3 separate regions of the Homo sapiens genome follow, and regions 1 and 2 are each linked to region 3. The links are chromatin loops, found by intact Hi-C in ENCODE. Cell type or tissue: heart right ventricle. All regions are shown on one strand. Each heading gives the region's core, and the rest is flanking DNA. Links, peaks and the distances in the headings are about the cores only.

The links. Hi-C counts contacts between places; a loop is a spot of excess contacts. Peaks named below come from ENCODE experiments on the same cell type or tissue, not always from the same donor. Only the 100,000 strongest peaks of a DNase experiment are listed, where the experiment ranks them.
Region 1: it touches region 3 in a loop (5-fold over the local background); 6 of 110 quality-filtered maps call a loop at or near these places.
Region 2: a loop joins it to region 3, with 1.9 times the contacts of the local background. A loop is called at or near these places in 6 of 110 quality-filtered maps.

Annotation. Positions count from the first base shown.
Region 1 is chr21:17,041,086-17,049,362 of GRCh38, forward strand. No RefSeq gene overlaps it. Among named protein-coding and RNA genes, the nearest start is that of LINC01549, 390 kb to the right of the region's middle. In heart right ventricle, for the core only: a CTCF peak has its summit at 4,352 (motif pointing left); no DNase peak of the experiment used is centred there.
Region 2 is chr21:16,584,636-16,592,912 of GRCh38, forward strand. All of the region lies in intron 6 of MIR99AHG (mir-99a-let-7c cluster host gene), which reads left to right. It overlaps MIR125B2 (microRNA 125b-2), which reads left to right and starts at 5,602; the gene lies at 5,602-5,690. RefSeq lists an enhancer at 2,392-3,086. In heart right ventricle, for the core only: no CTCF peak of the experiment used is centred there; DNase peaks (open chromatin) are centred at 2,609, 3,501 and 3,976; H3K4me3 peaks cover 2,227 bases; H3K27ac peaks cover 2,185 bases.
Region 3 is chr21:16,451,166-16,459,442 of GRCh38, forward strand. The region is part of intron 5 of MIR99AHG (mir-99a-let-7c cluster host gene); the gene reads left to right. Among named protein-coding and RNA genes, the nearest start is that of MIR99A, 84 kb to the right of the region's middle. In heart right ventricle, for the core only: a CTCF peak has its summit at 3,402; no DNase peak of the experiment used is centred there; H3K27ac peaks cover 1,423 bases.

The sequences.
Region 1 (8,277 bases), core at 1,805-6,804, 590 kb after region 3:
TCCCTTGTTATGTTTCAATACTGGTGAGAAATCTTCACTGAGTAGCAGTAGCTGTGGTCACTTGATGTAGAGGGGACAGAGCTTGCTAATCCCTTTAACACATTAACTGTTAATGCTATTATTACTCATGATGTTACTGTTCTTTGGAACCTGTTTGTACTGAAGCAATATCTTTACGTTACTTTTATTTTTTATTATTTGTCTTTAACTTTTATTTTAGGGTTTAGGGGTACATGTGCAGGTTTTTTATATAGGCAAATTGTATGTCACGGAGGTTTGGTGCACAGATTATTTCACTACCTAGCTAATAGACGTAGTGCCTGATAGGTAGTTTTTTGGTCCTCACCCCCCTCCTACACTTTACCCTGAAGTAGGCTCCGTTGTTTGTTGTTCCCTTCTCTGTGTCCATGTGTACTCAATGTTTAGCTCCCACTGATAAGTAAGAACATGCTTAAACTACTTACTTACTGCTGATTATATCATTACTCATGGTGCTATATCATCCATCATGCTGCCGATAAATATCCGCACTCATTGTCTCTCTCAAAAGTTCTACTATGCTTTGTTGATGATGACCATAAGTGCAAGTCTTACCCAGAGGATGCAAGAAACTAAATGGTAATTTGCTTTCTGGTCATGTTATATTTGCCATTTGGAATTCAATATTGCAGTCACATATCAACATATTTTCACCCGCTCACTTCTACATATTGCCAAAAGCAGAAAGGATAGACAAGTCTCTATGTGGGGTGATAAGAATGACCTCATTTTGTACAAAGAATATCTGTCCGTTGTCAACCATGTGTTAAGACCAACCCAGGAGAGTATGACATCAGTGAAGCATTAGTGTTAAGGAGAAAATAGTCTTAAAGTCCTCAGAGGACGTAGAAGGAGACAGGAGCTGAGGCCATTTCTGGAGGATTACCTGACATGCAGCATGGAGGCTCAGAAGGATTGGGGTAACCGCTGTGAATGTCAGTGGTCGGTCTGCACAGAGTAAATGATGCCTGCTTGTTACCTCTGTGTATGAGTGCGAGAGACTGGAGACCGCACTATTGTCGGAACAGATATGTTCGTGAGCCATTGTGTTAGCCCACACTGTTGCTTAAGCCTAAGGGGTGGTAATGAGCATGGGCGGCCCACAGCCTTAAAGTCTTCCTGCAGTCCACAATGTGCATGAGGGTCACTCAAATTCAGTGTGTAAACACTAACACAGCTGTCCAGTCTTATGCAACCATGCAAACAAATAGACCACCACCACCACCAACAAAAAACCCATCACTCTGGCCAGTGAGCATGATCTTCTTGCCAGTCTGGGCTCCTGGAACTAGGACCTGGAATGGGGATCAGGGACAACTCCATAGGAACAGAGCTCAGAGCTCCTTGTGACATCTGGTCAACCTCACCCACTGAGTAGAATATTGAAAAGTGTCCCCCCGGAAGAGAACTGGGGCTCAGTTCAGACTCAGATGCTTCACATAAAATGCACTGAATTCTCAGATATGGGAGAAGGGCTTAGAAAATGTGAAAATGACACACAAAGGCATAAAACTTTGTTAATCTCAGACCAGGGAAGGGGCCTGGTTTGCATGGACTTAAGAAAAGTAGTCTTGATAATAAAGCTCTAATGTTAAAGGGCTGATGAACGGACATAAACCTTGGTCAATGTTAATCTCTTTCAACAGTGCTTAAAATTTCTTTTTGATTAATTCATGACAATAACGGTATGTATTTGAGGTCAGGTTAATTAAGTCTTTAAGTTCTTCAGAACAGACTGATCTCTGTCCTCTCTACATCAGCATTGCTTTCTTTTCCTCATGGAGGAAGAAATGAGGTTATTCAAGAATGATGCATTTGACAATGAAGAACAGGAAGAGATGGATCCTAGACCTGAAGCTAAAGAGTTAGTGCCTCAACCCTGTAACAAAACTTCATGTGCACTGAAGGAACAATATTTTTAAAAAATAAGTACCCTTCCCTACTTCTATTTTAAATCATCATTAACAAATCACTATTCTTCATGTGGAACCATACATTTTTTAATAAATTTGTAATCAAATTGCCCTTAGTTCTCTCTTTCTCCACTATGAGGGCATGAAACTTATGGCCCTCCACAGAGAGGGCCATAAGACATAAGAAAGTTGTCAACCATTCCAAATCATTATCTAGACAGGTGCCTCCCAAAAATATTTACCTGGAGGACTTCAAACCCTAGTGGTGGACTTGATTATCAATTCCCTTCCAGTAAATCTCTCTCTCTCTCTCTCTCTCTCTCTCCTGTTCCCCACTCCTCAACCTCTCCTCTATTCCAACTGGTATCTCATAACTATCAGTGAAGCTGGAATGAGAGACTACATCTATGATCTCATCTGATGATTTTATGTCCTGATTTTGTCCTGATTTTTTTAAGAAACAATTATTGTTGACGTTTGGAATCTTACCACAGGGCAGGAGGATAGACATAGCTAGGGTTTACTGATGAAGAAGTTAAAGTCTTGTCTGTCTCATAAAGCTAACTGAATAACAAATGTATCGCTTAAATATCCAAACGGTGTAGCTGGCTTATTAAAATGGTGTGGGCTGAGAGACTAATTGTGACCTCTTTCCTCGTTATGTTTTTGCTTGAAAAAGTACTCAGCTTGCTTTCGGTTGTCCATATGTTGGTGAAGATGCCTGATTGTATGAAGCTAAAGTCTTCTAAACAACAAAAGTTGAGGGTGACTTAAAACTGTAATCATTTAGCTTTGGAAATAAACTTTGTGGAGAGGAAATTAATATTAACTTAAAATGCTGGAAAAAGCATAAAGAAATCAATCCATACCTACAAAGTGTATTTCTTGAAATCTTGCTTATGATATTTTCCTCTAAGATATATATCTATATAAAACTAATTTGAAAATAATAAATTCCCCACTATATTTTAACAAATATTTTTAGGTATTTTGTTTAAAATCCTTGACTGTTAGGCTGCATTGTCTGTTTTGCTTCTTTACAATAACTTGTGCTTGAGGAATACAGACCTGCTAAGGTTGATTGGGTGAAAGCCATTACATTTGGCAAAGTGCCTTGGATAAATCAACGAATTCCTGAAGGCCTGGCCTTTAGATTCAAACCTCTGTTAGCACGTAAGAAGGAAGCAACGTGTCATTTCTGAGTGACATGTTGTCCCAAGAAGACATAACATCCAGCTCCATTCTACCACCTAAAAATGGCTCTTGCGAGCTCTCTTATCTCCTGCCCCCCCTCAACCCGTATCTTCCTGTCCCCATTAAACTCTAATGCTTTATCTGGTATGAGTGAGAAACAAATGGTACTCAGCAGAAACCTAGATAACTGATAAGTCAAGGTCAGTGGTCCCAAAGAGAGCCCCTTTAGTTTTCTCCTTAAAAGAAAAAGACAGCTGAAAAAAGCAGATTTCACAAAATGGGAAATGGAAAACATATTGTATGCATTTAAAATGGGTGATTTGAATGCAAAGGAAATCCCTTTTGCCCTTAGTTCTCTCTTTCTCCACTATGAGGGCATGAAACTTTAGAAGGTACCGAGAGGGCCATAAGACATGAGAAAGTTTCCAACTATTCCAAATCATTATCCATATGTGGATTTTAAAAACCGTTATTCCTATGAGATTGTTTTTTAATTTCTAAGGCTCCATAGGGCATTCTTTGTCTTATATCCTGTATTCCTCCTTTGTTTGGATGTTATAAAGCAGTACTTAAACTCTATAGTTCATTCTGATGAATAGTTTTATTTACTCAGGAATATGATCTTCATCTCAAAAGAACTAGATGTAGCATTTGATACAAAGGTCACCACTGCTATATTGCTTACAAATTACGAATTTAATAGCACTTCTGTCTTCCTCTTTACCCCTACCATCCATATAGGACTAGTGTGAAAGAAAGACCTGTTCTTCTGGCAGGTTGAATATAAAACACTGGAGTTTTTGTTTAAATGAAAATCGTTTCATTTTTCATTTCTGAAATCAAACCAATGGCCTCTCAGTGGTTCAATTAATGCATATGAAAACTTGATGGAAGCTGTAACTTACTACTGCTGTTACGTTATTCTTTAGGAAATATGATATTTTAAAATACATTTTCAATTTACCACATTCTATGCTAAAATATTTTAAACTAAAATTTTCTATCTATCAAAGATTATAGCCAATCATCAAGTAATTAAGAGAATCTGTAATATAAGTCAACAAGTCAAGAAGATCAAAAAGAAGAAAAACTGTGATCCCTGCTCTGTCCTATGTAGTTGTGGGTTCAGTGAGAGGTATGCTTTCAAAAAACAATCATTAATAAATTATGAAGAAATCACCATTTAGACTGCCCTCTAGTGTTTGTAAATTCAAACCCAGATTGGATGTGAAGCAGTGAAGAGACCAGAGAACACATAACCCATGTCACTGAGTATCCACTGCTGGCTCCAGCCAATATTTTCCAAGTAGGACTGTGGTCCTTGATTTGCCAATTCTTCTGGATTCTCCAAAATGTCAGTTCAGGTTTTGTATTGAAATCTATCCATTTATCAATGTTGGCCCCTAACTCCATTTTTAAATATAACGTTCTGTGAACCAAACTAAAAACATCTGCAGGCCAGATGTGGCCAAAAAGCTATCAGTTTGCAAGCCCTATTCTAGATTAGTGACTTCTAACCTTGTTTACTATCAGCAACTTTCAATTATTCATGGCTTCTGCATTTAACATTCATCCCTATATATCTCCCTCTCCCTTCTACTTATTTGCTGGGGTGTGATGGGCTCTTCAATACAATGTTTCCCAAAAAAACGCCACTTAGTCTGTGGAAATATACTTCTCTAAGCACATAATCACGATTCAAAGTTATAATAAACCCTATGACATATCTGTAGGATACAATTTGGTGAGGATGAGAACAGTCAAATAGATACACAATTGAAAGAACTGTAAGTAAAATATTAATAGTGAATTCCTCTGAGTAGTGAGAGGATGAGTACATTTAAAAAGATAAATATCTGTGTTTTGGCAATAAATTAATATTATATATATATTCATTGCAAGAGTTTTCAATTACTTAGCCTTTTTGGCTATGATCAAGTGAAAGAGTTTTCAGAGTACGTTTCTCTGGGTGGTGAAGGAGAGGGATGTATGGGGAAGAAAGTATTAGAAGAAAATTTATTTTTTCTGAAAGAAATTGACAAGATTGATGATGTTCATGCCTTTTCAAACATGAATATGTATCTTGCCATTTAAAAAAATTATAAATGTTGTAAGCATAAAAACTAATGTCCATCAACAAATAAATACAATTTAATTATTTTTCTTTTTATGCTTACAATCCACTTTGACAAGTTGGAAAAAAAATGTGTTTTGTCTCAGAAAACCCAGAAGAGAATGTCCACAGAGTGAACAGACCTATCCCGTGGAAATTCACATTCACTAATTCAGATTGTGTTTACTCCTCCAAGCTTCACCACCTTCTTCCCAAAATTAAATGACCACATCTTTATAAAACAGTGTTAACTGTTATTTCACAGGCATTTAAAAACATTTGAATAAATTATGGCACACAGATGAATGCAGATGGTTAAGAATAAAAATTGTATTCATTTTCAAGTTGACTATTAAATTTCTTTTTAAATTTACCCTTTATTTTTCTTTCAAGAGAACCTCCTGCTACTTTTCTGTCTCACAGTCATATCTTTTCTATCTTTTCTTTTACTGTTTTGCCTTTTCTTTCCTCATTTTTCGTTATTTTTCCACTTATGGGTGGATTTTGACTACAAGTGACAAAATGCCTAAGAGTGATTTTAACAAACAGAATTAATTTTTCTTTTTCTTTTTTTTTTTTTGTTTTTTTGTTTTTTCTTGAGAAGAGTCTCCCTCTGTCGCCCAGGCTGGAGTGCAGTGGCGAGATCTCGGCTCACTGCAAGCTCCACCTCCTGGGTTCACGCCATTCTCCTGCCTCAGCCTCCCAAGTAGCTGGGACTACAGGCACCCGCCACCATACCCGGCTAATTTTTTGTATTTTTAGTAGAGACAGGGTTTCACCGTGTTAGCCAGGATGGTCTCCATCTCCTGACCTCATGATCCACCCACCTCAGCCTCCCAAAATGCTGGGATTACATTGTAAGCCACTGCACCCGGCCAAACAGAATTATTTTTTCTCAAAAAACGAGAAGTCAAAAGATTGGCATTTTCTAGCATTAGTTTGACTGTTCTGAGATGCCATCAGGACCTCATATCTTTCCATTCTCTCACTCCACCATTATAACAGTGCTGACTTTCATCTTCATGTTTGTTACTGCATGGTTGCAAGCTCCAGTTCATGCTACAACTTCAGATATTGCATCAATATTATAATGTAGAAGAAATGTGAAAAGCAGTACTAGACACTCTGTCCTTTCATCAAGAAAGATAAAGCTTTCCCAGAATCCCTAGGAAACATTCACTTTGATTTTATTGGTTACATATAACCATTCAAACCATTAGAACTATAAATGTCACATGGTCAAACCTAGCTGCAAAGGAAGCTGGAAAAGAGAATATACACCTGAAGATATTGTTGCATCATATAAAATCCAGGATTTGTTCACATAAGAAGAGGAAAGTATATATTGGATAAGCAACTAACAGTACTTGCCACAATGACCTACTCAAAGGGTAGCAAATATTGCCTATTTTTATATATTCACTAATTCAATTGGGCTAACAGAGGACCCAGTAAGACCCTTACATAACTATTTGAAAAATAAATTTAAATAATCTCTAATTAGTATAATGGGTGTTCTTAGTGCAGTGGGTACTTTTAAAGTGCTTTGTGGCTTTTGATGAAAATTGTCTTAGTATTTAAAACTTTTTCTTACCCAATTTTTTGTTCCCATCGAATTAGCAATGCTGTAAAGAAAGGCATCTTATTCCATTTTTTGTTGCTATAAAGGAATACTTGAGGCTGGGTAATTTATAAAGATGAAAAGTTTATTTGGCTCGCAATTCTGGATGGCTGGAAGGTTAAGTACTGGGCCACAGCATCTGGTGGGGGCCTCGAGCTGCTTCTAGTCATAATGGAAGGTGAAGGGTGTAAAGATCATGTGACAAGGGAGGAAAGAAGAGAAGGAAGGAGGTGCTGGTTCTTTCTATCAACCAATTCGCAAGAGAACTAATAGAGAAAGAACTCACTTAGCCCTGTGGGAACACATTAATCTATTCATAAGGGATCTGGCTGTATGATACAAACACCTCCCATTAGGCCCCACCTCCAAATTGTATCCCATTGGGGATCAAATTTCAAAAAGAGATTTGGAAGGAACAAACAAACCATATCTAAGCCATAGTAAAAGGAATGGCTTTTCAAAGGTAAAATTTACTAAGTGTATTAATATTTTACCAATTTCCAGCCAGGAGAGTATGAATGTTGCATTATTACATTGCTTTGAAACAAAGCATTAGTCTTAATTCAGAAGTTTAAATTCAGATGTTAACGTTGCATATTTAATAATGCACAACCAGTACTAAAATCCTCATTGAAATGACAAATAATTTTATTTCGAATCCCTTATAGAGGTTCACAATGTTTTAACAATGTAGTTTTGACTAAATAGAAGTAGTCAAAACCTGTCAGATTGGAAATAGTATTTATAAAACATAAACAACTCGTAGTAGGATCCCACATTGCCAAAAATAATAATAATGATGATTTCAAACAATCCTGATCTTCTGATTTGCAAGATTGGTAAATTCTTTCAGGAAAGAAATTGCTTAACTCAGAAGTTCCCACGGTTGCTTTTCTATTCTAAATCTTCTGGGATGTAGAGATGTCAAGATTGTGAAAGAGTTTAAATCACTTTTTTCTCCCACTTATGCCATACATCTTAACTTTTCTCTCTTCCTTCAGGTCTTCTCTGTGCTATGCAGATTGTTCCTTACCTCTCTCCCTTCATCCTTTCTTTTTCCTTGTCACCTTACCAATCTACCAATTGTTTCCCTTTTGAATTTCCTTGAAGATTGCTCCGGGTCTCTCTCAGAGAGTGGTGCCCCTGCCTGGGCCTTGCTTGGCTCCTGGCTCACTGCTGGGCTTGCTCCACCCACTCAGCCTGGCTGGCTGCACTCAGCTTGTGCCACTGGCTGGGATTCTGCACCTGCCATGGTTCTGTGCTCAGCCTGCGGCTGGCCTGGGCATGCTGTGACCATCTTTCACCTTGGATGCTGGCGTCTGGATGAGGAGGATGCAGCAGTGCCCCAAAACTAGGAGATGCCAGCAACTGCAGAACCCCAAGGGGTGTTATGGCTC
Region 2 (8,277 bases), core at 1,805-6,804, 130 kb after region 3:
AGCCAGATCGTGCCATTGCACTCCAGCCTGGGCGACAGAGCAACTTTCCATCTGAAAAACAAAAACAGAAAAAAAGAAAATTCCCAACCAGTTCATCCTAGTCCACAAGAATCTGATTTTTGTCTCCCTTGTCCTTTAATTACTCTTCCTTGTCTCCTAAAAAAAAAACAAAAAAAAAAAACAAAAAAACAGTTTTGTATGCTCCTAACTGCTGATTGCTCCTTATTTTAACTGGATTTTTAGAAAAGACTTTTTTTTTTTTGAATTTTTGCTACTCACACTACTATTACATCACTTCTTTATTGAAAGCAGAAATATGTAATATGTGTTGTTTGGCTCTAAAAAGAGAATGACTGTCATTTCTGGAAAAGTTAGACAAGTAAACACCTCATATTTATTCGGAGACTTTAGCTTGAGTAGTTTTTTTGTGTCTTCTGATAGTATTGTTATCAACTATTTCAAAGTTAGTATCTATATACCCTTTTTCCTTAAGTAATCATGCATATTTCCAGACTATTAGTAAATAAAAATAATAGATACTCTTCAGTCAAAAGAAATTCTATTTTAGATCTTCAAATAAATCAACATAGTTTCATTCTCTTAAAAGAGACTTGAAAGAAAATATTGAGATCCCATAATCAATTATGCTATAAAACTTTTCACAAGGAAAATTTAAGTCAACAGTCTCCTATAAAACTTTCTGCAGGGTTGGAAATGTTTTATATCCAGGCTGTTCAAAATGGTATCCACCACCATGTGCCCTTCTACACATTTGAAATATGGCTAGGGCAACAGAAAAAAAAATGAATTTTCACTTTAATTTAAATTTAAATAGCTACACGTGGCTGGTCACAGCTTATTGGAGAATGCAGGTTAAGTAAAACAAAGAAAAAATGCAAGTAATAAACAATAAATTCTGCACATCCATGAATTTTGAGTCAAAATTTGAACTGTAGTTGATTTTTTGTCTTTTGTCTTCTATCCTTCTTACTCCAAATCTCACTAAATAATTTAAATATGATCCCCTTCTTAGCACTGATTTCAAATGGCGTTTATAAGAAATAAAAGATTCCTGCCTTAGTAGTCAGGTAGAAGGCAGGTTGTATTAAAGTATTTCAGAGTAGTCAGTTATTACTTCCTTTAACTGAAAATATTTTTTGACATTAAATTCATATCTATCTTACTTATTTTTTAGAAAGTTAACAGAACAAATCTCCAAAATCACAAAAATAGTTGATCTAGCAAGGCAATACTTGCATTATACTACTTAAATTAAATGTAAAACAGCATCAAAATTTTACTTTGTAAATATTTTAGCCATAGTCAAAGTATAAACTCTGATTTAGGGATGCTTTTGTATTGATGATAAGATGTTAAGAATTAGAAGAGACCTTAAACCTGTATATATGACAGTGGTAATTGGACTAATTGATTGCAACATCTTCTTTCAAATAAATATTGATTTAATCAAGTCTGCATTCCCATTGGCCTTAACGGAAGTCCTACCAGAAGCCTGTGCACTCGGATCTGGCTAACCTCTATCTGGATATAAATATTTTAAATGCATGGCCATTCAGTTCTAAGTATGAATTTTTTGGCGAGTATTTATTCCTCTTGATTTTCTAAATTCCTCAGTTAACATTGTTATGCCTTCTGTAAAGTTAAGGCCTGTGTGTGTGTATATCTCTGTATGTAATAGAGAGATAGCATGGATTAGGGGAAAAAAAAGTTGTATTTGCATTTGTTGTTTCTGATTCACAGAGCTAGGAGTGCAGTGTTCATGTGGAGTCCACAGAGCTGGAATATCAGTAGGCAGTTGCTGTAAGCACATGTTCAATTATTAAAATAGTCAACATTTTATGTCTGATAGCCATAGCGAGGTCATGACATTAATTTATCCAAAGTATTGTGGGCAACTGTCTAGAAAAATAAATAGCATAAAGGACACAGATGCCAGAGAACTAAAAAAGAAAAAAAAAAAAAGGTGGGTCTGAGCAAAGAGAGATTAAGAGATGACCAATTTATTTAATCCACATAGAACAGGAAGAAGTCAGCAGGTGTCTCAACGTTAATGACAAGTATTTTAAGCTATGCTGCACATGAGTTAATTTTTGCTTTAGTTTTTCATTAGATTCTAAGCTTGTTGAATACTACTCCTATTCTTCCATGTCAGAAACTTAATTTCATATTTTATTGTTGCTTCAATGCTTAGGGATTCTTTGCTACCTGTTTCTTTCTCTCCTTTTTCATTCTTCCCTTCCCTCTTCCCATTTCTGTGTTTCCCTTTCTTCTTCCCTGTTATTATTTTCCTTCTTGCTTTTCTCTCTCATGAGAGTATATTCTTAATTCTGTTTCCTTCTGGTGCCAACTTCTTTTTCTATTTTTATTCTTGCGTTTGAGAGGTTTCTTTTTCCTTTTGCTTTCAAATCAGGAGCCTGTAGGAACTGATCTTAGAGATACATACCCTACTACCGATGCTTCTATCTCTTTATAGGTTGTGTGATGTTTTCTTTGGAACCTCTGCGAATGGTTGTCCTTCTTGTTTGTTGCCACAGATCTGTTGCCAATCTGCTACCTTAGTTGAGCCTGCAGTGCCGCACTGCATGCTGGGATCTGTCTGTGTGAGTAAACTGAAATTTCTACAGCACCAGACAGCATTAGAGTTGGCTTGAGAATTGCCGTACTTTGCTTCCCTTTGTATGTATTTCTTGTATGCTGCCGAGTCACTGATGGCTAGCTCTGTCTGGCAAGTAATTCAAAAATGCTGTTTATGTAGAAAGGAAAGGTAGGGACTTTACCACACTCTGTCATTAAAGGGAGCAATTGAAGAACAAAGGAACTGAGTAAATACCTATATATTGCCTTTTGTGTTGCGAAACACTGTAGCACAAACACATTTGTGTTCAGCCAAATGTTTTACTTCCTTTTGTAATAACGCATATAGTAGGTTGTCTCCACATATGTACAAGAATCCATATTTTATTTAAACGTATATAGTCAATTGTTCATATTTATAGGCTGCAAACATTTCTCAATCTCAAAGACTTTTACATATCCACTCCCACACAGCTATTTGTTATTATTTTAAAAGTTCTTAAATTAAAAAAAAAAATAAAATATACTAATATCTCTGTTGGTTGATTTTATTAAGCAACTTAGGATTTCAACACAGTTTAAATCATATTGATGACTCAGATCCTGGCAGGTCTTACAATTCCTGTGAAATGAGAGCACAGCTAATAAAAATATTAAGCAATTACTTTTATTAAAATCATAGGGTTTTTTTCATTATCACATAGAAATGATTGATCTATACAGATTGGTCTCACTCATGTGTCTTTTGGGCTGCTTGGGAGCTTCATGTAGAAGTGGAAAGTCCCCTTTGCTCTTCCTTCGACCAAGGTGGGGAAAATGAAGGCATAGAATACAATCTAGGGCTATTAAAGAATTGCTGGCATTACTTCTCTCTATCACGTGTGAGCCTGGCTGCCTGCTTCCTGAGGTAGGGGATCCAGGATGAGACTGTGCCGGAGCCTGTTTCCACAACTGCATTTGGAGATCCGTCTTATTGATTAGCGGGGGAAAGGGGTGGGGATCAGGAGTGTGAGGTGAGGGGAGGACCAACTGACGACTGGCTCAATGAAGCACAAGACATTTTCTTCCGGAAAGATGTCAAACAACTGAGAAACAGCCAGAGAGGAAGTAGAAAGGTGGAAAAATGAGGAGACCCTGGAAGAAATGAAGGCATTTCCTATGAGACAGCCTTGGGGCTTTTTTCTTTTCTTTCTTTTTTTTTGCTTCCATCATCTGACCTGCAAAGGCTAGAGTGACAGCGTCATGCAAATGCTGCAGTCCAGCAGGTCTGGGAGAGGGTGGATGCTAGACTGTGAGTTAATGTTAATGATGAGCGCAGTGAAAATACCAGCCGCTGCCACCCCCTGCTCACAGAAGCGCTCTGAGTCAGCATCAGATGCTTTGCCTCGCCTCTCGCTGTGTATCTGTATGCCTGTGTGCGCGCGCGTGCTCGCTCGGGCATCCGTGTCTAGCCGAGGGGAGGGGGTGGCGTGTGAGTGCGTGGAGGGTAAAAGCCAGTCAGTCAGTGAGAAGCAAAGGTACGTTGGAGAGCAACTAAAATCTGACTGATTTCCATCTTTGGAGCATCAGATGTATTCCCTAAGGAGGATGGGTCTCCGTGATGGGGGTGGTATAATTATGTTAATGTCATTTTTATGGAGGGGTGAGATTTTTCATTCTGATAATTGGTTGAATGCTATGGTCAAAAATTGTAAAGCCATATTCAGTTTTAGGGAAAAGCATGGACTTAGATCTAAGGGCTGTTTTATTTTTTCGCTTTTTGTGAGTGCTGCTTTTTTGTTTTTTTGGTTTTTGTTTTTTAACTATTTATTTTAAGCCATAAGTGATTCAGTATGGGAAATCAAATGATAAACAGAAAGAGATCTTATATAATGATGCATTACATCATGGAGCAGAATATTTAAAGTCTTACAAGGCAGAGTAAAGATCTGGACAGGGGGTGGGGGGTGGTGGTTGGAAAGGGGTGTGGTACTAGGGTGGAGGAGGGGGGCCAATTACCAAATATTTTGTGCAGTATAGCTTTCCTTGCAGCTTACTTGGAAATGGATGATTCACCTGTTCTACAGGAAAACATTCTAATTCTTTCCATTTTTTTTTTTTTCCTCCTCTTTTCCCTTTTAAGATCAACCACCTCAGAAGAGCCAGATTCCACTTCTGTGGCCAGGACTTTTACATTATGGCTGGTCCGATTGTTTTACCCTGCGTTCTATGCTACTAAACCTTGGATCATTCCTAAAGTACAAATTCTGTTCTCGAACCACAAACAAGGCTAAAAGATCGGAGGAAATTCAGTGAATATACAGGATTGGGGTTGTGTATTTTTAAAAGTATTGAGCTTTATAATGTAATTATTCAAGAAATAGAATCATGGTTTTTTTATGATGTTGCCAGCATTTTAAATTACATGTTTATTAAGTGGCATTGCTCAAATAACTACAGAGTATGCGTGGAAATATTTGCTGTCTGAATAGTTTGGAGATTCAAAGAGAAAAATCAAGCTTCAGAGGTATTAAATTATGACATGCAGAAAAGTTTTTGTTTTGTTCTTAACTGCAACGGTATATATTTAAATCCGATTTAAAGTATTATATGTCCTGGGCCCACCTTACCAGTTGTGCTGTATAGCAGTGTAATGGGAAGCAAAATTTCAATTAGGGTCCCATTAACTGGCATATAATCCTTCTTTAATGTAATAGAGGCTATGGTGTTGCTGTACAAATCTGCTAGAAGCAGATTTTAACCCATGTTTAGTCTCTTTCTTTGGATCTAATGGAATGACTCTTAACTGTTCATTGTCTGCATTGTTTCTCATATTCTTCATTATTTTAAGGTCTGGAATTAGTCTATAAATGGTCGTCGTGATTACTCAGCTCATCCTAACTTTTATATATCATATATATTTCTACTGAAGTATTTTAAATAGTATTTAGAGGTAAAAGTCTAAGTGAACCCAACTGTAATTTCTAAGCTATCCTTATTTCTGGAAGAAGAATTCTACCGCATCAAACCAGACTTTTCCTAGTCCCTGAGACCCTAACTTGTGAGGTATTTTAGTAACATCACAAGTCAGGCTCTTGGGACCTAGGCGGAGGGGAACCAGCAGCTTTGGACCTTATTGATTGTCTGCAGTTACCACCAGAACAAAAGAACATACATAGATTCTGCCTAGGAGAAAAGAACAATGCTTTTCTTTATCATCAGCAACGTTTTCACCATGACCCATCCCCAAAAATACTATTGTCAGAAACTGTACTCTAAAGTGATTACACAGTTGCACTGAAATAGCGTTTGTATTATAACGATCATACAAAAGCAATATAAGAAACCTGTGTAAGAAGCAAAATTAAAATATAAGTGTTTTAAAATGCTTCTTTTGGTGCATTTTAAGGTGGCTAGTATAAGAGGATATCTCTTCAGTTAATGAAGAGAGGGGATTATATTTATAACTTTTCATATGCATTGAAATATATACATTAGCTACTTAAATAAATCCTGTATGCCTCCATATAACTATGGCTCAGACTATGTCATATACAGCTATAAGCATGCTTGAGGCCTAGAAATAACATGATTTACAATCTTCTTTATTGACCCTATTAGATTTTACTACCGATTTAAGAAGAATGCTGTTTTATACTTTGTATTTATTGCCAGGGCTTTTCTGAGTCTTCTATCCAACCAACATACTTTATATGTCTTAACAATTCTAACAATTATTTTGTTACGAGAGTCCAAGAGTGAAAGTTTCACCAATAATCTGGGAAAATATGTCTTTTTAAAATTTTTTACAGTTTACTGTGTACATATCATGGGCCTACGTGAGATAAAACAGTAAACGCCACCTATGAAGTCAAACTGCTTTGACTAGCAACTGCATATGAACTGCATAGTTTTAGTTTTATAAGAATTTTAGCTTTATCGGAGGTAACTATTCCAACCATAAGTAATATGTCATATTTGAAAGTTTAATAGCCATTGCCACATCAGATATGTCTTTCTTGGAGATAGAATCAGTATGCTAAATCTATTTAAAAATTTTACAATAATGTTACAAATATCAAGATTCAAAATGGAGATGACAGACTTTCCTTAATAGAAGCAACAAAGTGGCTTCATTCTTTTAACTATTGCCTTAGATGGGTGCCATAAATTATGTGTCTTCTGCATTGTTAAAATAAATTTATGAATGTATTTTAGAATACTGTACGGAGTCTTTGTTCATCTTTTTAAAAATTTCTTATAATACCTACTTGAAATATTACAGAATACAAATCATCTATTAGTCATAGTTATTAAAAATTACTATAACAATATCATAAACATACACATCTATATAAAGCATGCAGAATATGTTTAAGCATGTATGCACACTGTACCTATTCAGATTCTTTATTTATATCATCTACTTCATTTATCTAGAAGTTCTGAAATTTTAGGTGTGTGTATGTATATGTATAAATATAAGTTTTAAAGCTCCAAATGAAAGGAGGTAATATAAACAGTAAAGAGCTTTGGTAGTATTTATCTTTTATTTCTTTTGACCTCATTCTCATTGGAATTGAGTATTTTTTAAAACCATAAGTTTCTTAATACAAAGAAATCTATGTATGTGTGTCTACATGTACACAGAAGCTTGATTACATTTAATAGCAATGTTCACACAATGGATCTGAAAGTACTTCTTGTAAAAAAGAATATCACATACAAGTATGTGTTTACTAACATCTGTTTTAACATGATCATAAATAATATCTGTGAAAGGTTCCATCAAGTTAGTTCCAAAACAATGTAAGGGGTAGATGTTTATTGGCTATAGTGATATCAGATATAGGTTATTCAAACGTGAAAATTTTTTAATGTTATCATATTCATGAACCACACTATATATTAACTTCTGTCTCATAAAAGAAATATACCAAAACTGAATTGAGAATGCAGTCATGTTTGTTCATTTTCACCATAAACATATAAAATGTTTTTTACTGATAATCCTGCACAATTGGAACTTCTCTATGTAACCCTCCTATATGAACAGTCTTTCAAGAGCGTCATTGACAAAGCTTTTCTTTTACTTCATAAAGGTGTATATAGATTTAAGTGGGTGACTTTGCTTATGTAGGCTACTTTATGCTGTATGTGCATAGACAGATGCCACTTTTTCTGCATTTCTATCTCAGCTGTCACAGGATAATATTGTTTTAGGGCTTTATGATATGATTTGGAAAATCAGATCATACTAAGCTTAAAATAAAAAGGAGAGATCTACAACAAAGAGCGAGAAAATGATGTGTGTTGCATGCAAAAAAAACAGTGATATTAACAATTCGATGGCTTCCTGGTTGGGAGACCAGCCTGAGCCAGACGCATATATTAAGGGCTGTCTGCTGCCGATGTGAGCTTGCTCAATGCGGTGGAAATGAGGAATCATCTCCTTTCTGACACCAGCTTATTTGTACATTTTAATTTTGAAATAGCCAATCACTGTTTTACATAAATATACTAACCCCTGCCTGATTCATTTTCTTTCCCATATTGTTTGTTAATTTACTGTGAACTTCAAGTTCCTTTTTTTGGCAAAAAAAATCATCATTCAACTTCAACATCTACCAAAGACCAATGAAGTATTAGCTTTTCTTTTGTCTCTTTTGTATTGCTCTGATAATATTGTGATATTCATGCTTT
Region 3 (8,277 bases), core at 1,207-6,206:
GACTAATTTGGAAAATGACCACGTTACTATTGCTCTGGAGTAGGACACAGTTGGAGTTTATCACCAAGTCATTTTATGTCCCCTAGTAATGTTCCCATCTCCCAAATCCTCTGCTAATATTCCTGTATCTTTCAGAGAAGAGAGAAGCAACTCTATAGAAGAATTATCAGCAAAATTGCTCTATGCAACGAAAGTATCTTAATCCACTGAAAGTAAAGCAAATCTTGTCAGTTTCTACTTTGATTTAGAAGATTAAAAAAAACAAACAAAGTTATACATAACAGATATTAATGTTAATGAAAGGAAGAATTACAAGCTCTTTCTGTAATTTGGAATGATATGAAATGTCTGACCATTATTTTGTTATAATTCTTTACTATAAATAAGACTAAAGGAGGATCAAAAAATTTTTCACTTAAGAAGTAATCATACATTTCTATAAATATTTAAATATCAATTAAAGTACAGGTGTTTTGCTATTCAACAGATGCCTTATAAGGACATATACAACACAACTGCATTCATTTCAGGGTTTTGAATGTGTCAAAAATGTCCTGGTACCTTGCTCAGTAGTTACAACTAGTAAACTGATTTTCACAAAGATCTGAGTCAAGGTTGTTGTTACCAGATCCTTGTTCAAAGACACCAGATACTGTAGTTATAATATATTATACACATTTCAGCAGTCTTTTAATTTAAGAAACTATTTTGAGCTGTACTTAGTGCAAAGGGCAAGCGATAGTGACTGTTACATTGTTTCTTTTAGAAACAAACATTGTAGGCAGGAACACACTAAATACAATTTTAAGCAATACTGGAACTAAATTTGGTCATGTATAATTATTTTTGAAACATTAGGTTGGTTAGTTGATGTTCTAGATTTACAATAAGCAGTGTCTATTAGAGAGAGTTTCAGGGTTTTTTATTTTACTGTGGAGGGAAAAGAAAATTTGGGGGTGCCTAAGTCCTGCTATGATCATAATTAGTTGTGTGATTGTAATCATAATTTTGAGAATAGTAATATATCAGTTACCACGTATTCCATATTTACTTGTGGCCAGGCATGTTGCTGTATACTTTAGATTGATGATGATGGGATTGAAAAACCAAAACTAGTATTATCTTAGACATTTTTCACATGCAGAAACCAGTTTCAAAAAATTAGGTAACATCCAAGGTTAAACTTCTACATAATTTAAATTTATTTCTAATAATGACTTCCTTTCTTTGTTAAGCTAAGTTTTTGAAAATCTGCTTTGATCATGCAATGTAATTGTGCTGTAATATGGCAGGGTAGAGTCAATTCTTTGGTCTTTCTGGATAATAGTAAGAAAATTACTCTAAACAGGGACATCTTTGGACTCTATCACTGAGTCCAGTGTAATTGGGAGCAACTTGGTAATGGGCTTTGATTGTACCTCGTTTTCTACATTGCTATAATGAACAGGACTGTGTATTTGATGAGAGTCACAATGGTATGATGAGATTGGAAAACATGATATTACAGATGCTGTCATATGCAAACCATGGCAGAAGTACTTAGTGAACAATGACTGTAAGCATTTTATGTTGCCTTTCATTGAAAATGTTTTATAAGAAAAAATTTTTGCATTCCATGAAGTGATGATGGAATAATTACATTTTCGATGACAAAATTGCGCAGCAAATACATCGCATAAAAGCTAAAGAGATGACTATAAAATTGAGTAAAGATGCCACCTTCTCTACATTTGTATATGTATGAGTACCTTCTCCAATGTTCTCTTTTTGTCTAATTGAACTGTGGGAAAGTGTAAATATCCACTGAGTTGAGTCAATATTAATGTGGTTCCTAGTTTCTATTTTTCATTTGAACTCAAGTTATTGAGAGGATGATGTTAAAGTCTCTAACTCATAGCTTTGACTTTAAAATAACTAAAAAAATTGTATATGCTCTAACTGTATTGAGTACCAACTCTGCTATATACTCTGCTTGAGACTTGAGGACAGAAATAAATGATTTCATATATTGGTTGAGATATACAAGTATATAATTGATTATCCAAGTTTTTTTACATGAAGTGTATGGTCTATAAATAGGTTTCAAGGCATTCACAGAACCCTAAAATTGTATGCAAATCACTTTCTGTCTATGGATGTGAACATTTTCATAGGCAAGGTGTTCATGGATTTCATCAGCTTTTTTAGATTCTCAAAAGGTTCATTATGTTAACAAAGTTAGAAGTTATTAAACCTCTTTCTCCTTGGCAATGGAAATAACCTAGTTTGAGGGGTATATGTTTTCATATGTGATGAAATTTTGGTTCAGAAGTTTCGTGACTTGCCTAAGGTCAAGTAATTGTTTAATGACAGATCTAGAATAAGAATAGTAAGTTGTCTTGTCACCTAGTCCAGGCTTGTTACCCACCATATAGTTTTTATCTCATTGACATTATCTCATTGTTTCTTCAAACGCTAGCCATATAGCCTGAAGCATTTGTTTTCTGCATTTTCCTATACTATTAAATGGAAACATCGCCTTTTATGTGCTTTCATGTTTAATAGGGAAAAATTCCAAATTGCATTAGAAAACCAAATCGTAATTCAGTTTTTATTTTGGCTCATTCTTTATAAGAAGCAAATGACAACCAGAATTTTCCAATGTAATTTCCCAGGGGAGACCTAGTCTCAGAACATTGTTTACCCAAATCACAGTATCTTCGACATCTAATGATCATTGATTATCACAATGATAAATCACAAAAGAAAAATTCCATTGTATTTACTGTATGCTCTACCATCTAGGGCAAGGGCATAAAGAAATGATTTTGGATACTTCAACAGAATTGGGACAAGATATTCTTGTTAAGCCTCTACATAGGTATTATTGTAAACCTGAGGAGTCCATTCTCCATGCATTCAAGTCATAGGTGCTCTGGTTTTCCTTTCTTTCTTTTTGGTTTTTTTTTTTTTTTTTTTTTTTTTTTTTTAATCACTGGGGTTTGGTATCTCTATGGAAATAATTAAAAACTCTCAGGAAAATGGCACTTCTCTGCTCTCAGTTCAAATGATAGTAAGTCAGTGCATTCTTATATGACTTCAGAAGCTCACTTTTAACAATGCATGTGTGTATATATGTGTGTGTATGTGTGTGTGTGGGTATACACTTGAAGGTTGATTAACTCATTTATAATTCATATATGAACACAGTACCAAAGCGTTTACTTATTTTTAATTAAAAATTGGAAGGCATGATCTTCTCACAAAAGGGAATGTATCACTCCTATTTTTTCATTAGGAGAGGAAAATTCATGCTACACTTTATGTGTTTATCTAACATTTTGTAATTCTGGGGCTGAAAAATAGAAGGAAATTAGGTCAGGGTTAGCCTTTATAAAAGACACTTTTACTCTGACATACCACTGGGTGGAGTACATTGCTAGCCCAGAGACTAATATTACTCTATTGAAAGGTAAGAATTTCTGTGCCAGAAGAAACTCCTGATCAGTTTTGAGGTTTTATGTATTGCTTCTAAAATCTGGACATGTTTAACAATGGCTAAGTGACTAGAATATAATACCAACATTGACTATGCTCTGGCATTATAACTTTCAAGTTTCAGTCCATCATCCCTACACCTTTGGGAGATATGCCTAGAAGACTCTGAGAGAATTATGTGGATGAAGGCCATTTTATATTCTAGTCAAAAGAGCAACTGCAGTTTGGTCTGAATTAGTGTTTTAACTCTACATGGAAAGGCATAAAGCTTCTTTTTGATAATGAAATCAAACTGTACCCAGGTATTGAATTTGACTTTTTATTTCATGTTGCTTTGATATAGCTTATTTTGGAGCTGAGCCTAATCTTATAATAAAATGAGCTTCTCTACGATGCCCTGTGGGACTATTATTGTCCATAGCATTTGCCTGAATTTGGCCTTCAGGACTTTATGAATGAGAATAATTTCCTAGTAGGCATTAGCTCTATATTATTTTCAGTTTCCCCCCATTCCCCTCTCCTCTCTTTAATTTTTTCTCTCTAAGTGCTGGGAAAAGGAACTCTACTAATCAAATCTAAAAATCTCCAACCTTAGAAATTTATTGTGCTTTAAATTTTATAATCTAATAAAATTGAGTCATTTTTACAGAACTATTTAGGATCTATAATTCTAAATATATGTCTTTATATTTCAAGTAAAGATTATGTTATATGAAAGAAAGAATTCTCACATTGATCATTCTTTTGCCTTGTTTCTTTTATTCCTTTAATTTCATTTTCCTGCTCACAGCACCCCTTTATTTTTTCTTAGCTTCCAGCTCTCAAACCTCGCCCTATAGCTTTTATGCTTCTAAACTTCCCCTCCTGCCCCATTTCCATTCTAAATGGAGTTCTCTTTCATCTTTTTTTTTAACAACCTCATATTCTGCACTTTACTTAATTTTTCTTCCCAACGCTATTAAAGATTCTTTATTTCTCCCTTCACCCAAGTATAGCATCTCATCTATTTCTCTATACTGAAGATGTGGTTTACCCAGGGGAGGAAGTTTCTCATGCACACTGCTCAGTGCTGGGATGATTTCAGTGGTGCCAGCATATTTTAACCACATCATTATCATGTAGTCCCAAAGCCTTGCTCACTGAAAACACCATCTTTAAAAGGATTTAGTTTCCATTAATCAATTTCAGAACTTGAAATTCAAGCACGGAAAGCATTTATTAGAATGTTCCCTACTTGTTCCCACATTCATTTCATTCTCTTGACTATCCAAGAAAAAGGAATTGTGCAAAGGTCTTTTCTCTCTCCGTGCTTACCTCTCCTTTCTATAACCCACCGAGCCCCCCAAGTCTATTCTTTCATACAGTAGTTAAATCAGAGCATGCGGCAGGAAGGCATTGTGTGAACTGGTGGCCACACAAGTACTTTGTATTCACTAGAGGTTTAGAAGTACAGCAGCTGCATATAAATATGCATAGTTGAGAGATTCATGATGGTGCCTCCTCATTCTAGTGCTGGTTGGCTGCAGTGCAGGCACTACAAATCAATGAACATTTTCCCCATCCATCAGCTGCTCGCTTGCAAGCAGACAAAACACTTACAATGCCAGAAACCCACAGAGAGCTCCTTAGTGAACGAAACCTCACTGTCACAAGATTCAAAATAGCCTTCTCCCTCCCACCCTCAACCTCCACAGCTCTCGACCTCAAATGTCTTTTTTTTGTTAATCCAACGTGGATCGCAAGTACTTAAAAAATGATGCCAGGAAAGAAACTGGAAAAACAGGAGCAATGATAGATCAGAGTTTTGAGGGTCCTCACATCACACTTGTCACAAAACAAAGGCTTCTTTGAGATTTAACCCTTTTAGAAAATAAAACCCATCATAAAGATGAATCTGCTTATGTTGACTGTACTGCTTTACAATTGTAGGGTTTGAGCGTTGAAGCATTTAAGTATGCAAAGCATTATGCCAAGCTGTGTCAGACATTTGTAATTTATCTATAGTTACTAGATGGCTTTGGGTATTGAAGGAATTATGATTGATGATATGAGAAGAATAAATCATAGATATATTTAACAGTAGAAATCATATTTCTCTCTTTGAGCAATTTTTTGCAGAGAACTCAGATGTATTTATATTGTGACAATTCATGTAGAAACTTTAATAAAGCTTAACGTCACTTAATAAAATTTCATATGCAATATATTAGTGAATCAAATGTATATTTCTTGGTGAAAAGATATACATTCATTACATCTTGAGAACAAGTCTATTTCTCATTTTTAGATAAACATTGGTAATAAAAATAGTTTATTCTTGTGTAGCATGAGCTATTAAACAATTTACAGTGCTTTATCTGACAACTTGCCAACCCATCTTCCAATAACAATAATAATAAATATAATTTTTCATTCATTTAGGTTTTCACTACTTTGTAAATACACACCATAGCACCATGATGCTATGTGATACATACTATATGATAATATCTGTAGTCCCTGTTTTTAAGATGTGAATGTTCTGATTGGGGATATAGGAAATACAGTTACAAAATGACCACGTGACTTTCAAGTGTTAGGAAAGTCTAGTTCAGTGTTCAGTACGTTGAAGATAGTAAATATTTTTTAAATGTATGACATTTATTTAAAACTTATCTATCCAGTTAATATGTTTTGTTACCATGTTAAAGCAAGGATAAAAACAAATATAGGCAAGATAATTATAATTATACTTAACTGTGGCTCAGAGAAGCTGACAGACATGTCCAAATTTTATTTGCATGTGTGCAGCAAAACCAAAATTTGAACTCCTGTCTGCTTAACTTCAGAGCTCATCCATTCACTTCTACTAAGCCATGTAGAATTACAAGGCAGAATGTGATAATTGCTCTAGTGGATCAGAAGAGGTAAAGATCGCTTCCAGCAGGGAGGACCAAAGAAGACATCATTAAGAAGGAGTAGCATTTGAGCAAGCCTTTGAAGAATGGGCACAGGAACAGAGGAAAAACTGCAGACAGGGGTTAGCATTGGTGAAACCTTATGACTCTGGAAAATGAGTTGCCAGGCAGATGAAGGACACCACTTTGAATGAAGTGGATGCCGTAAATAACACTACTATTTAAAGAATCGCCAGACGGACTTCTTAGTTATTAGAAATGGAATGCAAAAATAGACTTATATTTCAGGTTTCAAATGAAAGTCAGTTAAACTCTCTGGACCTCGGTTTCTTTGTTTCTAAAGTGAGGACTTGAACCTAAAAACCACTGAAGACTCCTCTTAGGAGGTCCATTTTGCAATACTTTCATTTTCATTTTTTTTCGGAATATAAAAATGTTAGTAGTAGTGAATTCAATGTGTAGTAATTATATAACCTGTATATATGTAATTCGTCTTAAAACAAAAAGTATACCTATGTATTTACATATTCTTTTAAAACAAAAAGTATACCTATGTATTTACATATTCATATCTCTATATACAAACAAGATATTTGCATTTGACTGGCTTATATAAGCTCTCAACTTCATTTCAAGAAGGCTTTTTTTTTGGCCGTGTATTTATCTCTAGTTTGCTTCTTAGTGTTTGAGTGCAAACTGATTCTTATAATAATTTAGTCAATACATAATAAGAAAGTATACATGTACTAAGCAAGTGATAAAGACAAGATTTGGGGATTATGTGCTCTCTCATGATATCTGTATATTTCAACCTTTGGAGGGGATGTGGAGACTGAAATATTATATATTAATTCATCAATATAATGGCAAATTTTTGTGATGTTCAAATGCTCTTGAGTAGATTCACAAATTCCACTTTTCTATCCTGTAACCCATGCAGAAGTCAAAGTAAGATTTTGGCAATGTTTATGAAATGAATGTGCGTGTGTGTGTATGTGTGTATACACTTGAATGTATATATACATATACATATATGTTCAAGTATATCAAATACATATACATATATACATTCAAATATATATGTATTTGAGACATATATATATCAAATCAATATAATGTGTATGTGTGTACATGCTTGCACATATATAGACAATTTGAGGAACCATAAGAACGTAAAAGATTAATACAATAATGCTTATTTTTTTCCTGACTTCAAAGCATTTTTTTCCATTAGTACTTTTTCTCTCTAATTTCCCTTTCCAAATAAGAAAAGAGAACCCGAAAAACAGGAGTATTTTGTTTGAATTCATGGTGAGAAGAAAACCAAACATTGTTTTTTTCCATAATTTTTGCAAAGGTTTCTAAGGGATTTTAGTGGGGACCTCTTCCTTGAATAGAATTGCCCAGGATGGAATTCCATCCTGCCATTGTTGCTGCCAAACCCATTCAGGGGAACTTGATGTTGTGAGAGTTCCAGACTCTTTCATTTTCCATCTTACACTGTCTCTCATGTCCTAAAATAGTATGTTTTGGCAAAAACTGATTTGGATTCCAATGTATTTGGAATTGATCTTTGGATTTGGATTCCAATATGTTTGGAATTTATTAGGTTTGTTTTAATGATTTGAATGAAATTGAACCTCGTTGGTAGCAAACAATGCAGTGCTTTGATCATATTAATTCTGAGGCTGATCTTAAGTAGGGATAGTTTAAGCTCATTTTGGTTAAATCAGTTCATGGTCAAATTAACTAATCTTCTTAACAAATATTTACAGAGCACTAACTATATTCATTAGTGTTGAGTGTTGTTAAGATGAACGGAAATATAAAAAGGTTTCCAACCTTCATGGTTTGTATTTTATGTTGAGAAATAAGATTAAATCTTTGAAAAGTTAACCAATTT